2 separate regions of the Mus musculus genome follow, and region 1 is linked to region 2. A link is a loop called in an ENCODE intact Hi-C map of the cell type or tissue named here. Cell type or tissue: left cerebral cortex. All regions are shown on one strand. Each heading gives the region's core, and the rest is flanking DNA. Links, peaks and the distances in the headings are about the cores only.

The links. Peaks named below come from ENCODE experiments on the same cell type or tissue, not always from the same donor. Only the 100,000 strongest peaks of a DNase experiment are listed, where the experiment ranks them.
Region 1: it touches region 2 in a loop (3-fold over the local background); 3 of 42 quality-filtered maps call a loop at or near these places.

The regions. Positions count from the first base shown.
Region 1 is chr6:82,289,756-82,297,622 of GRCm38, reverse strand. No RefSeq gene overlaps it. Among named protein-coding and RNA genes, the nearest start is that of Tacr1, 110 kb to the left of the region's middle. In left cerebral cortex, for the core only: a CTCF peak has its summit at 3,917; a DNase peak (open chromatin) is centred at 3,839.
Region 2 is chr6:82,604,877-82,612,743 of GRCm38, reverse strand. No RefSeq gene overlaps it. Among named protein-coding and RNA genes, the nearest start is that of Pole4, 44 kb to the left of the region's middle. In left cerebral cortex, for the core only: no CTCF peak of the experiment used is centred there; a DNase peak (open chromatin) is centred at 3,220.

The sequences.
Region 1 (7,867 bases), core at 1,286-6,285, 320 kb after region 2:
ATGAGCTACTGATGTTATCTAGTGGACAAAGGATGATGCTGAACACCCTACAGTGGAGAGGGTATATGTCGCACTGGATGTCTCTAGCCCTACATGTCCTGTGTGCTGAATTTGAGAAACCCTGATTAATGTGAAGATGAAGAGACAGACTGCAGGCTTCTTGCTGATCAGGCTGGAGTTCAGGGCCAAGATCCAGTAACAATAAGAAGATAAACGAAATAAAACCAAACCCTGGGAACATGAGCTGAGGGCCAGTTGGATGCACCAACTACAAACATTGGCAGAAAGGGAGGATGTGTCTCCATGCTAACATCTCCCATACATCTGCTAGTGCCAGTAACTTGGCCATAGTAGATGACTCCAGGGCCCATTCAGAGAAAGGAGTGCCTGTCTGCGTGAGTGCCTTCCATGGTTACTACTGGCTAAGAAAGGGTCAATATAACTGAAAATGACTCTATAGTATTGCCCATGTAGTCTAAGGACAGAGTACAGTCTCATGCATATTTATATCCTCCGTAATGTGGAACCCACTGTTCTATAGTTCTCCAATTAGTGCATATTAATTGACTAACTGATGGATGATGTCCTTAATTGGCCATGTCATTCATGTCCATCTCGACTCAGCATGGCCAGGACAACTTGGACATGTTCCAACTTACTGAGGAATGATCTCCCAGTGAGGACCCAAGCAATCACAGCACCACTGGACTTGGACTCAACTCAGAATCTAAATAGAAATAAAACAAGCGTGCTCCAACCCTGTGTGGGACAAGTACTGTAATCAGCTTACTGGTGGTGGCTTGGCCCCCATGAGGAATGATAGTGATAGGCAGCCACTTTGGTGATGAATCACAGAACAGCTTCATTTAGCTCACCCCATATAGACAAAGCACCCCACCAGCCTCTGGAGAAATTAATGCACCTTAATTTGAATCAGAAGCTAATTTGAAGTCAGCTATTTTACATAGCTAGTTGAAGCATCTTCCCTTCCGGGGTTATTTCTTCCCCCTCTACATGCTCCGATCTGGCTCTGGCAGCTAAATATCGAAACTAAATACTCTGCAAATCAGATGCTGAAATATGAAGAGGGGGGCGTGGGCTGCATCCTAACTTCTCCATTAATGCCTAGCCTTGTGCTTTTTCTATAGATTTCTCGATTCCTGCTCATTTTCAAAACTGCCATTAGTGAGTCTGGGAAATTGTTATGTCCTCCCAAGATGACTTCCTGGTAGCAGAGAAACCTAAAAGTCAGAAAGACTGCCCAAACCAAAGCAAATTATTGTTTAGTGATAGGAATAGAGAAAACCTCTCTGGTGGTTTGATTGAGGGATATCCCATAGGTTGGGGTTTTGAACACTGGATCCCCAGCTGGTGGTTCTGTATGGGGAGGCTTAGAGGTGTGGTCTTGCTGGAGGAAGTGTGTCATGGGGAAAGACTGAGAGTTTAATACTTTACCCCATCTGTAATTACCTCCCTCTGCTTCAGCTTGCAGTTAAGATGGCTGTGCTTCCAGCAGCTTCCACCGTCAGCCGCTTGCTGCCATGCTTCCTGACACGATGGGTCCTTATCTTTCTGGAATATGAGTCAAAGTAAATTCCTTCCATAAGTCCCTTTTGGTCATGATAGAGCTGAGAGCCAGTTCCACACAGGTCCAATGAATCCCAAGAGGTACTGGTGACAGAGAAGGTCTTCTAAGTTTCTGATGGTCTTTACTGCTATGGGGACTTCTCTTCTAGCACATGTTAATGGTTGGATGGGAATTGTCCTCCATAGGCTCATGTGTTTGTAAGCTGGTCCCCAGCACTGTATTGGAAGGTTGTGGAAAGACATGGAGCTTACAGATAGAAGAAGACCACTGGGGGGGTGAGCCTTGTGGTTCTATAGCTTAGGTCCACTTCCTGCCTATGCTCTGCTTTCTGGTTGCAGATGCTATGTGACCCAAAACCTGTCATGCCTTCACTGCCATGATAGACTGTTTCCTCTTCCAAGTGCCACCCCGAGTCTGGAAACTTGAAGCACTATTTCTAGGCTGGGTTAAACAACACTTTATTTGTTAACACTTGCTCAGGTTGCTTGTCAGGTATTTGGTCATAGAAGCGAGAACAACAGCATGTTTGGCAAAGACGTTGATGCGGCTTGGTACTGTGATGGAAAACAACGAAGCTAGTTCCAGAGCTGGAGTAAGACTTATGGTAACTTTGGGCATCTTAATGAGACTTCAGCCTCCTGGATAGTAATAAAACATGTCAGAGAAGATGTGACTGACTGAACTGGGGCTCTGTACTGTGAAGAAAAAACAAAACAAGGCCAAGAGCCTTTTCTCACCCTACAGCAAATACACAAAAAGGACCAGTAATTTGTACTTTTGGAACACTGGGTTGACTTAAAACTACTACTTACTTGTGTATTTGTGTGTGTTGGGGGGGGGGAGTCAACCATAGGTATACAGAAGAGGGAGGGGGTGAACTGAGAGGCAGATTCACAGAGTGGCTGCTTTCCCCTAGTACGGAGTGCTACAAGATTAGAATGCTTCTAAACCTACTAAGAACAAGAAGGCGCTGTTGTGCTTCTATAGTAAGTAGCCAGCAAACAGTACTAGCTAAAAAATGACAAGGCTTTATTTGTGTCCACCCTCTGTGACCATTCTGTATTCGAAGGTACACTCTTCATCATGGAATGTTGTTTGTTTTCATATCAGAAACAACAACAAATTAGGCACAATTCAGGGCATGGTGTCACCTGCCTCTAATCCAAGCACTTGGGAAGCTGAGGCAGGAGGATCACAAGTTCAAAAACAGCCTGGGCTATACAGCAAGACAAACCAGAAAAATAAAACAAGCAAATACAGGAAAACGTATTTCCTTGTTCTGAAAGTAGCACCTCTCCTGAACCTGCAAGTCACACGGCTACATCTGACTTCACGTGGGAGGGAAAGTCTTTCTTCCATGTTTCCAGAGAGTTTGGAAGCTGATCCTGCATGATTAGCCTTACTAACTTCATGAAACACATGAATAGAAAGAAAATCATGGAATGGTGTGTTTTATTTCTTTGTTGCTAATCAGAGACTGAGAACTCAATAAGTCACATAGTGGCCCCTGGGGTCCTTCAGCCTAACTGGTTGGAAATCACCTAGGAGACACGCCTCTTGGGAATGTCTATGAGGATGTTCCCAGAGCGATTTAACTGAAAAGGGAAGACCCACATTGAATGTGGGTGGAACTGTGTCCTGGACTGGGTCAAAGATGGGAAAGTGGAAGTCAGCAGAGCCAGGACTCCTGGTCTGCAGAGACATGAGCATGTCCTCAGTCATCCTTGCAAGTCATCTCTGCCCCACCACCCCACCATGAAGGAGTACAGCCCCTGAATCATGAACCCAGATGAACCTCTCCTCTTTACATTTCCTCTGGTCACCGCACTGAACAAAGCAACTAAAACAATTTCCACTGTGGCCATTGGTGGAAAGTTTGCAGAGAGCCTAGGGGGTGTTTTGAGGCAGCAGAAGCAAGCCTTTGGGATAGAGCCCTGATGCAATGCTCACTTTGATTTCCTACTCATGTGCTAGGAGGAGCAAAGTTCTAAGTGGCATGCAGCAGTTTCCATGGTAGCACACGACCTACTAGCAACACTGCACATACTAGGTGTGCTATTCTGTGCCCCATAATTAGAAGTGCTGTTTCCAGAATGGGGAAGCAGTATCAAAATACTTACTTATAGCTTGTAATATTAGCTCCTCACTCAGGAGCTGTGCCACACAACGGTGAACTGGTTTCCTTTTGGCTGCAGTCACAAACAACCATCAACAGGTACACTGAAACATCAGCTATGCATTTTCTTGCTTTCTGTATTGTGTCTACTTCCCTTTCTGTAGTCTAGAAGTCTGAACTCCCAGGCATCAGCAGGGCTGTGCTCCCCCCTAGAGGCTCTAGAAAAAAAATCCACTCATCCCTCTTTCCAGCTCTCATCTTAGTCCTGCTTTTCATATTGCCTCTTCCTCTCCTGTGTGGCTTCTTCTCACATGGTTGTCCTCAAACTTCCCCTACCTCTCTCATATGAGGTGGCAAGTGATTGAATTTATTTTTAACCAGATGATAAAGATAAACTTCTCTTGAGATTCTTAACTTGGTCAGTGAGGTGTCTCAGCAGGTAAAGGTACTTGCCACTAAGTCTGATGACCTAAGTTCCATCCCCAGGACCCACATGATGGAAGATGACAACTGATTCCTGCAAACTATCTTCTATACTCACCCACACAAACTTCCTCCTACATAAAATTAATAAGTAAAAGGCATTAGAATTTTAAAGATGCTTAGGTTAGGGGTTCGTGAGATGGCTCATCAGTTAAGAGCACTTGCTTAACTTGGGTCTTCCAGAGGACCCAAGTTCAGTTCTCAGCACTAATAGTAGGAGAATCACAGCCATCTATCTCTAGATGGTTCAGCTCCAAATCCAATGCTTCTGGCCTTCTTGGGTACTTGCAATCACCTACATATACCCACATGTAGAGACACACCTATACATAATTTAACATGATAAAAATAAATATTTTCAGAAGATGCTTAGCTTAGTCACATTTCTGGCCACATAAAATAACACTCACTGGTTGCAAGGATTAAAATACAGATACATCTTTTAGGAGATGAACTGTGTAGGCTATAGTCAGCTGAGAAAATGGAATCTTAATTGAGAAAATGCCTCCACAAGATTGGGCTTATAGGTAAACCTGTAAACTATGTTCTGAATTAACAACTGAGGAGGAAGGCCCCAGCCCTTTGTAGATTGTACACTCCTGAGGCTGGTGCTCCTTGGTCCTATAAGAAAGCAGGCTAAGCAAGCCAGGAGGAGCAAGCCAGTAAGTAGAACTCCTCCATGGCCTCTGCATCAGCTTCTGCCTCCAGGTTCCTGCCCTGTTTGAGTTCCTGTCCTAATTTCCTTCAATAATGAACAATGATATGGAAGTATAAGCCAAACAGACCCTTTCCTCCCCAGGTTGCTTTGCTCATGGTGCTTCATTGCAGCAGTATAAACCCTAAGTAGGACAGAAGACCATCAGCCTAGGTGTGATACCCTAGGAAAACCCAGAAGGAAGGACTGTTCAGAGAACCTGACCCTCAACATATGCTCTTCAGATATGCCTGAAGCATTGACTAGCTATCGGGCTATAACTGAAGGATGAGACCCAGATAGCTTAGTCCAAAGACAAATATGAGAAGGTAGGAAACTCAGAGGAAACATGCCAAGGGCCAGTGACTCAAGGAAGTCTTGGAGTTCAAGGCTTCCAACTTAATCCTTCCTTTAAAAAAGTAAATTGCAATCTGGAAGAATAGAGAGGAATTGAAAGCCTCCATTGGTGAGGTGCCTCCAGGTAAAATTTCCAAACTTGTTCTTCCAAACTTGACTGGGAGAAAGTGTCTTGCTTGTTCTGACACTGGAGGGAACATGCTGGCTTGGTGTCATCTAGACACAGAGGTTTCTGAGGGAATGTTGGGACCCAGTGGATCACCTTAAGGCTTGTAACCTTGTAACCAGGCCCTACTTCCTGACTTCTACATTCTCACTGCTGAGGCCATGTGACCACCCCAGCTCACCATGTCCCTGTGCACATCAGCATTTGTAACTAAGTACCTTCATTTCTGAGCACAACTCTGGTGAGTGGAGGTGGGGTTTAGTTGAGATCTGGCTCAAACATCTCTGCTCATGTCTTACTGGGGTTCTTGGCAACATTTTCCATTGATATGGACTTTTCTACCCCTGTCTCTTACCTCCTTCCCGAACTCCAGGCCCTAGATGGAGACAATGATGGGAGCCTGTAGCAGTGAGGTTTTGCTGCACACACACATCTGCCCAGGAGCTATCTTTGGATCCACAAATGAAAGGTACACAACTAGCTTATTTTTTTTATTTTTTATTAGGTATTTTCCTCATTTACATTTCCAATGCTATCCCAAAAGTCCCCCATACCCACCCCACCCACAATCCCCTACCCACCCACTCCCCCTTTTTGGCCCTGGCGTTCCCCTGTAATGGGGCATATAAAGTTTGCAAGTCCAATGGGCCTCTCTTTCCAGTGATGGCCAACTAGGCCATCTTTTGATATATATGCAGCTAAAGACAAGAGCTCCAGGGTACTGGTTAGTTCATATTGTTGTTCCACCTATAGGGTTGCAGTTCCCTTTAGCTCCTTGGGTACTTTCTCTAGCTCTTCAAATGGGGGGCCCTGTGATCCATCCAATAGCTGACTGTGAGCATCCACTTCTGTGTTTGCTAGGCCCCAGCCTAGTCTCACAAGATACAGCCATATCTGGGTCCTTTCAGCAAAATCTTGCTAGTGTATGCAATGGTGTCAGCGTTTGGAAGCTAATTATGGGATGGATCCATGGATATGGCAATCACTAGATGGTCCATCCTTTCGTCACAGCTCCAAAAGCTCTTCTGGCTTTCATAGTCTCTGGTGAAAAATCTGGTGTAATTCTGATAGGCTTGCCTTTATATCTTACTTGACCTTTTTTCCTTACTGCTTTTAGTATTCTATCTTTATTTAGTGCATTTGGTGTTCTGATTATTATGTGTCGGGAGGAATTTCTTTTCTGGTCCAGTCTATTTGGAGTTCTGTAGGCTTCTTGTATGTTCATGGGCATCTCTTTCTTTAGATTTGGGAAGTTTTCTTCTATAATTTTGTTGAAGATATTTGCCGGTCCTCTGAGTTGAAAGTCTTCATTCTCATCCACTCCTATTATCCGTAGGTTTGGTCTTCTCATTGTATCCTGGATTTCCTGGATGCTTTGAGTTAGGATCTTTTTGCATTTTCCATTTTCTTTGATTGTTGTGCCGATGTTCTTTATGGAATCGTCTGCACCTGAGATTCTCTCTTCCATCTCTTGTATTCTGTTGCTGATGCTCGCATCTATGGTTCCAGATTTCTTTCCTAGGTTTTCTATCTCCAGCGTTGCCTCACTTTGGATTTTCTTTATTGTGTCTACTTCCCTTTTTAGGTCTTGGATGGTTTTATTCAATTCCATCACCTGTTTGGTTGTGTTTTCCTGAAATTCTTTAAGGAATTTTTGTGTTTCCTCTTTTATGTCTTCTATCTGTTTAACAGTGTTCGCCTGTATTTCTTTAAGTGAGTTATTTAAGTCCTTCTTGATGTCCTCTACCATCATCATGAGATATACTTTTAAATCCGGGTCTAGCTTTTCGGGTGTGTCTGGGTGCCCTGGACTGGGTGAAGTGGGAGTGCTGGGTTCTGATGATGGTGACTGGTCTTGGTTTCTGTTAGTAAGATTCTTATGTTTACCTTTCGTCATCTGGTAATCTCTGGAGTTAGTTGTTATAGTTGTCTCTGTTTAGAGATTGTTCCTCTGGTTCTTCTGTTACCCTCTATCAGCAGACCTTGGAGACTAGCTCCATCCTCTGAGTTTCAGTGTTCAGAGCAGTCTCTGCAGGCAAGCTCTCCTCTTACAGGGAAGGTGCACAGTTATCTGGCATTTGGACCTCCTCTTGGCCGAAGATGAACTGCCCAAAACAGGACCTTTCCCAGAAGCTGTTTCGCTTTGGCCTTTCACAGAAGCTGTTGTTTCAGTAGTCCACACTCTCACCTGTACAGACTACTTTCTGCGGAGTCCCTGAACCAAGATGGCTCCCGCGGATTCTGAGGCAAAGGCCTCCCAGGCCAGGCGTACACCTGTCCTCTGGCCACGAAGGTGGCTGGATGTCTGGAGCCCAAAAACGGCCCTGCCTCAGAAGCTCTGTGGCTCTCGCCTGTCCCAGAAGCTGTGGGCTTCTGTAGTCCACACTCTCATCTGTGCAGACTACTTTCTGCGGAGTCCTGGAACCAGATGGCTCCCGCCAATCCTGAGGCTAGTTTATTTTT
Region 2 (7,867 bases), core at 1,084-6,083:
TCTGGACTTTTATGGCCTTGACTTTGGCCTCCATAAGATGGAAATAATAGTATAGATGATAACAATTATATTAATGAAATAGCAAATTTGCTTGATGAATACAAAGAGATAGCTGGATGCAGGTGGTATATGATTAATATACACTTAGAAGGTGGAGGCCAGAGGATCAGGAATTCCAGGTCCCCTTAGTGAGTTCAAGACCAGCCTGGAATATACCAGACTCTCCTTCAAAAGACAACCAGCAAATAAATGAAAAAAACCCAACCAAAGAAGTAATGTCTATACAAATGCTATGGAATATGCAGCCATCAAATCGTCCCTCAAGCAGACCAGCCATAGCTTTTACTTGTATGCCCACCTCTTCTCGCTTTTTCGTTTCTGTCTCTTTTCTCTTTTCTTTTTTCTTCCAGGCTGAGTAAACACAGCTGCTTAAAACGTGCATTGGATTGAATGCACTTCCTTCTCGAGGTTTCCATGTTGTCTTGCCATGTCTGAGGAACATCCAGAAGGCATGTCAACCCAAGGGCTACGGGAAACAAACCAGTGTGGACAGGCTCCTAATGAAAAATGACTCCCCCTCCTCCCAGCAGTCATCAGCGACTTATAACTCCTTAGCTAGGGGTGGGGTCAGGATGCCCACCCCCCATGCTGGCTGGCCTTTTGTTGTTGTTGTTTTTAACTTTTAATTGGTTCTTTGTCAGTTTCACATCATGCACCCCAGCCCAGTCCTGTTCATCTCCCCCACCCCCTTGTATCTAACTTCTGCCCTTGCAACCTTTCCCCCCAACAAAGAAAATAAAACACACATAAACAAACAAAATAAACAAAACAAAACAAAGCATAGAAAACATCTCATCATGGAAGCTGTTGTATGCTGTAGTGTGTCCCACAGTATTCCTCTCTGTCCACACATCTTCGCTTGCAAATGTTCATTGCAATGAATCATTGGTCTGGTTTGAGGTCACACCACCAATATTGGATCCTCACAGGGACTCCTCCTAGTTATCCTGTTGCTGCCCCATCATGGAGATCCTGCAGCTTTGGATCGGCAGGACTCGTCCTTTCACCACTACAACAGCTCACAAATAATGTAGATTTTGGTGTGTGTGTGTGTGTTTGGGGGGGGGGTGTCACTCAAATCACTGGAACAGGGCGTGGATGGTAGCTGAAACTGCTCAGCTTGCTGTCGCTCCCTTATCTGCATCATCAGGGCCAGCTTTCCAGCCCTGCTCTGGTTAGGCCACCCAATGTCGCCATTGGCAGGAGGCAGGGCCAGCTGTCCCAATTGCACAGCCTCAGGGATGGCTTACCCGTGGCTTTGCCGTCAGGATCAGCTCCACTATGTTGCCCCAGTGAGGGGCAGGGCCAGCTTTCCGGATTACTGCAGGTGGTGTGGTGCCAGGAAGGGGAGGGCATCACCCTGGCGCCTACTCTGCCTCATAGCATGAGTGGTGGGTGCAGCCCTCCCATGCTCACACCCTCAGGGCTAGCTTACCAGTGCTCTCTCCATTGGGCCAGCTCTACTGCGCTGCCTAGGTGAGGTGCAGAGCCTGCTCTCCCAAGTGCTGCAGCTGGTAAGGGGCCAAGCTCTCATGACCCTGGGTCTAGCAATCCCGACTGATTCAGGGGCAAAGGCAGGGTAGCGGCGGTGAGGGTATTAACCCTTCCCCCCACCTGGTGCCCGTAGTGTTTGGCATTTTAAGCTGGTTTGATCTCGTACAGGTCTTGTGTAACCACATCTCCCTGTCAGGTCCGGAGGCTCCTCCTCCCCACCCCCTATTTCTTACATTCTGTCTGCCTCCTCCTTCTGTGATGTCCCCTGAGGCTTGCTCAGAGTGGGGTTGATGCAGAGGCTAAATGACAAAACTTTGAAGTTTTCCTTTCCTTTCCTTTCCTTTTTTTTTTTTTTTTTTTGGATATTTTCTTTATTTACATTTCAAATGTTATCCCCTTTCCTAGTTTCTCCTTCGAAAAATCTCCTCTCCCCTCCCCCTCCCCCTGCTCCCCAACCCACCCACTCCTGCTTTTTGGCCCTGGCATTCCCTGATACTGGGGCATAGAGCCTTCATAGGACAAAGGGCCTCTCTACCCATGATGTCCGACTAGGCCATCCTTTGCTGCATATGCAGCTGGAGCCATGAGTCCCACCATGTGTGCTCTTTGGCTGGTGGTTTAGTCCCTGGTAGCTCTGGGGGTACTGGTTAGTTCATATTGTTGTTCCTCCTTTGGGGCTGAAAACCCCTTCTGTTCCTTAGGACCTTTCTCTAGCTCCTTCACTGGGGACCCTATGCTCAGTCCAATGGATGACTGAGAGCATCCACTTCTGTATTTGCCAGGCACTGGCAGAACCTCTCAGGAGAAAGCTGCTATATCAGGTTCCTGTCAGCAAGCACTTGTTGGCATCCACAAAAGTGTCTGGGTTTGGTGATTGTAAATGGGATGGATTCCCAGGTGGGGCAGTCTCTGGATGGTCATTTCTTCAGTCTCTACTCCACACTGTGTCTCTGTAACTCCTTCCATGGTGTTTTGTTCCCCCTTCTAAGATGGATAGAAGTATCCACACTATAGTCTTCCTTTTTCTTGAGTTTCATGTGATATTTCTTAAACTGAAAGAGAATTGACTCTATTCCCCCACCCCTTTCCTTACAGTATCTGCCTGTGTGGTAATCAGTATTTTTTTTTTTTTTTTAATTTTGGCTGTGTTTATTCCGAGCCACAAGCATGTGACTAGGCCGAAGTGACTCCACACTACCAAGAAGCCCTTTCACCTTTGCTTTGTAATTAGTGCTTTGGTTTCCTTTGAGAGCTTTTCTTGAGCAAAGTGATACGGTACAGGGCTAGAATAAATTTGTTATGGAAACCATAGTCCTTTTTCTCTCATTAAGAAAACGCAGAAGCACCTAAAGTCATAGTGAGTGGAGGACCTAGTGTGCTCAAGTCAACTTCTCCCTGAGCTGAGCTCCCGAGGTGGGCATTGCTCAGCATAGGAGAGTTAGATTGCTGCCAAGGGTTACCCACAAAAGCGTGTTCAACCCCAGGAACCTCCAGCCTGCTCCTCACAATACACAGTTTCCAAAGTAATTCAAGTTGAAAAGTGGGAGAGAGCCTAGTGGCATGACATTTCATTCTTTTGAATAGTTTGTAAGAGAAAAAAATGGGGATGAGAGTATTTTGTTGCCATGGCAACTTGAAGAGCCCTGCACTGCCTGATGAGACAGCGGGGCTGCCAATGCTCAGTCTTGATTCTACACGAGGAAAACAGGACTGCTGTGGGTTGGGCATTGGATGGTAAACATTCCTTTATCCCTGTACAGTTCTGCCACACTGAGTGACTGTAAAAAAAAAAAATTGGTTAAATTAAACCTGTGCACAGTGACGGTGGCAGAGGAGCATCTATTCAGGCACATCCCCACCTGAAGGCACTCTGCGTTGCTGCTCCAGTTTCTGTTCATCCTTTGCTTCGAAGATGCAAACCCACAGGGGGAGATCCCTTACTGACTGGTCCTCAGCCAACCCCAGCCTTATTGAGAAGAGAATCGACAATAAGGTTTACTTTCCTGATGCTTGTAAAATCTAAATGGCCAAGTTGCTCGCAGCCGTCTTTCATTCTTTCTCTTTTCCTGAGTGCTCACTGGGTTGGTGGGTAAAGACCAGCAGCAGCAGGAGCTGCAGCTGCAGCAGCAGGAGGGATGGCTTAGGGATTGAAAGCTCTGGATGCTCTTTCTGAGGACCCAGGCTCAGTTTTCATTCCTCACAACCACCTACAACTACAGTCTCAGGGGATCTGGTGCCCCCTTCTGGTACTCGGTATAAGCTTGTACATAGACACATGCAAGTAACACACACACACACACACACACACACACACATACACACACATATTCATTTACTTGCTTGTGTGCTTATGTGCATGAGTGTGTATTTGGAGGCCAGAGGGATGATGTCAACCTTATTTTTACTAATTTATTATTCTGAGACAGCGGCTGTCACTGGCTAGGCTGACTGACTACTAAGGCCCAGAGCTCCCTCTTTCCTCTTCCCAGTGCTGAGATGTCAAGCCCATCTCACCACACTTGGCTTTTTTTCTCACGGGTTCTGGGGATCTGACTCAGGCCTGTACTAGCAGGGCAGAGGCTTTCCTACCCCAGCCATGGGAATTTCTTTTGGAGAAGTCTCTCAGGTGGCCTGGTGCATGGTAGGCTGAGCATCGGTAGGAGATGCACATAAGTGCTTCCTTTTTTTTTTTTAATAAAACTTTCTCAAATGTTTCCTATGAAACTAATAAACGTGAGGCAGCGACCATGAGTAACAGCAAATAAGTTTCAAGGAGCCCTTTCCTTTGCCTAGATTAGAACTTTTCAGAAAGAGTAATCTCTGAGGACATGCCTTGTGCTTTATTTATGGCCAACACCAAGTAGATGGTTTATAGAAGGGTGCTGGATATCAGCCTGGCACTGTGGCACTAAGCAGGGTCCATAATCTTTAGGATGTGTGAGAGTGCACTTACCCACTGCCCTCAAAAAATAATTATCTCTCTATTTGTTTTTTTTTTTTTTTTTGCTTATTGATTGATTGGTTGTATGTGTGTGTGTGTGTGTGTGAGAAAGAGAGAGAGAGAGAGAGAGAGAGAGAGAGAGAGAGAATGAGAGAGCGAGCTCATACATGTGAGTGCATGTGGCAGGTCTGCCTATGCTCCTACACATGCATGCATATATGCACACAAATAATAAATAAAAATTAAATACAAAATCAAAGCATAACAAAAGAAAGAAAAATCAATGAAACAATCACATTAACAGAATAAGAAAGAGCCAGAAATAGAAGGAAACTTCTCCAACCTGAATGACATCTTCAACAAACTAATTATGACACCCCCTTCCCTTTTGCTCACAGATCCAGGGTGCTGATATAAACGGCTAACGTCTATTGAATGCTTACCGTGTGTTCATCAAGGGCATCCAGCGCTTGACATTATTCTATGATGTTGCCATCTACCCTGGGATGTAGGAGCTCTATGGGGTGCAGGAGCTCTATGGGGTGCAGGAGCTCTATGGGGTGCAGGAGCTCTATGGGGTGCAGCTTGGACTTGCCTGTTAGACACAATCAAATTCTACACAGGTGCCATTTCTTTCTATTCTCTCAATAACTCTGTGACATGGATATAAATACCCTCATTTGGACAACTGGGACATGATGGTACCTCACAATATTGCATTGCCTTTGAAGGAAGGAACCAGGATGTCCTGTGAACAAGAAGTACATCCTTTCCTACTGTATCCCAGGCCCATCTTCTCACCAGTTAAAGCAAAGACCAAGAGTCCAAGGAGGTGTTTTCACAAGACAGGCGGGCTCCTTTTATAAATCTTTCTTCTGCCTTCATGCACCTGTGAGGATGGGGGTCATAGACCAGCACTGAATGTCTTCCTTAATAACAAACTCTCCACCTTAAAGCATTCTATTCTATTCTATTCTATTCTATTCTATTCTATTCTATTCTATTCTATTCTATTCTATTCTATTCTATTCTATTTATCTACCCACAGGCTTGTGGGTACACACATGTCTCTATATGTGTTTGTGTGAGTGTATGCATGTGTATGTGCAAGTGAGCATGCTTAAGCATGTGTGGACAGAGGAGGGTGTTAGACCCCTCAGGGCTGAGGTTACAGGCATTTGTGGGACAAAGTGTGCTGAGATCTGAACTCAGGTCCTCAGGATTGTACGGCAAGCACTCTTTAACTGCCCAGCCGTTCTCCAGCCCCTCCACCGTAATTCTTTTGAGACAGAGTTCCTCACTGGGAGCTAGGTTTTATTAATTTGGCCAGACTGGCCAGTAAGCCCTAGGGGTCTGCTTGTCTCCTGCTTCCCAATGCTAGGTTTATAAGCACATGATATCATGCCTTTTTTTTTTTTTTAATGGATGCTGGGATCACACTCAGGTTCTCATTTTAAACAGCTCATGACTGAGCCATCTCTCCATCCCCATGATGGCTATGTTCCCAGTAAGCACTACAGAGTACCCAACTGTGTTGGCTACTAAGGATATCATGAAGAATTAACCAGAGTCTTCTCTGAATGATGCTCATAGTCTGGTCAAGAAGACAGACATTTGAAATTAATACAAGATGGTGATTGTTTCTGCTGGCACTTGGGGAACACCAACCCTCAGTGGGTGGGGGATGACAATTAGCAAGAGATGTCCAGGTGGTTTTAGGGTACAGTGGCTGGAAGGACATCTCTGAAGATGGAAAACTGTATGTAAGTGCATGGGATTCTAAGACAGAGCGTGCTCAGTCGACTGAATGCAGTTCATCTGGAACTGTGATGGGTAGTAGCCACCTAGACTGGGCCCAGCTTCTGCAGAATCCCAGGAACCCTGTTACAAAACAAACAAACAAACAAACAAACAAACAAATCCTTCCAGGCTCTTGGCATTGGGAATTAGCAAACTGGTTTATATTTTAAGTAGCTAATAAGGCCTATGCTTTAACTTTACAGCTAATTAACTATTTAATCAATTATGTGCTGTAGATGGTACTAAGGCCTTTTGTGGGCTAAGCATACATTCTACCTCTTAGCTATATCCCCAGGCCCCGAAATTTTTATTATTGTTGTTGTTTTTAGAGACAGGGTCCCATGGAGTTTTGGCTGACTTCTAACCTGCTGCATGGCCTTCCATTTGTGATCCTTCTGTTTCCCACTTCCTACACGTCGTAATACAGCACATGTCGGTGTGCTGGCTTTATGTAGTGCTGGGCGTTGATCCTTTCCCTCTTCCACAGAAGGCTGTCATGTAAAGTTCTGAGACTTGGAGCTGTGGAAGCCATCTTGAATCCAGGAGGACAGCCAACAGGGAGCGGAGGGAAGATCCTGTGATTCCACTCGAGTTGTTGAGCTGCAAACCAGTTCTGAACTCCCAGCAAACATTCTAGTTCTGTGAGACGATTGCCTCATTTGTTAAGCCACCATTAGTCATAGAATTTTTTAAAAAACTGTTTATATTTTAAGATTTATTTATTTGTTTATTTTGAGACAGAGTTTTTCTGAGTAGCCTTGGCTGTCCTGTGGTAGACTAGGCTGGCTTTGAACTCACAGGGATTCATCTGCCTCTGCTTCCTGAGGCATGAGGATGAAAGGCATGTGCCACTACACCTGCTTTAATTTTATTTTTACTTGTGTGTGTGTGTTCATGCACACACACGTACATGTATGTATGAGTGCATATGTGTGCACTGAGTCAGCCAGAAAGCTTCAGATCCTACAAGTTGGAGTTACAGGCAGTTGTAAGCTGGCTCATGCTCTGCATGTTGGGAACCACACTCGGGTCCTTTGCCAGAGCAGTAAAAGCTTTCACATCCTAAGCCACCTATCCAGTCACACTCTGGTTTTTTGTTTGTTTGTTTGTTTGTTTGTTTTTTGTTTTTTCTTGCAGCCAATGCACTTGAACTGATAAAGTATCAATATCTAGAACATAGTAGAAGAATCTCATGAGCAAATCCATCAGTTGACAGGCATGTTCTCTCTACAACCTGGGATAGCCTTTAAATAGAAAGCAGATAATCTTCGAGTTACTTATTCATGTATTTATTTTTCTGATGTGCTGCCACACTACGTCCAGAAAGGCAGCCCTGGACATCTGAGCAGTCTGGGCTGTTGTTGCTGTTGGCCAGGTGGAGGGGGTGATTATGTTATGGCTGACTTGAGCGGCTCAAAGCAAATTATGGAATTAAGTGCTAACTGCTTCTTCTCAGCTGATTAGCTTTCTCTGCCCAACCCCCACTGCAGTGCACACCAGCCGGGGACTAGACATTGTCTGTTGAGTTTCTGCCAGTTGAACGAAAACCACCCATTAAGAATGATTGGTAGA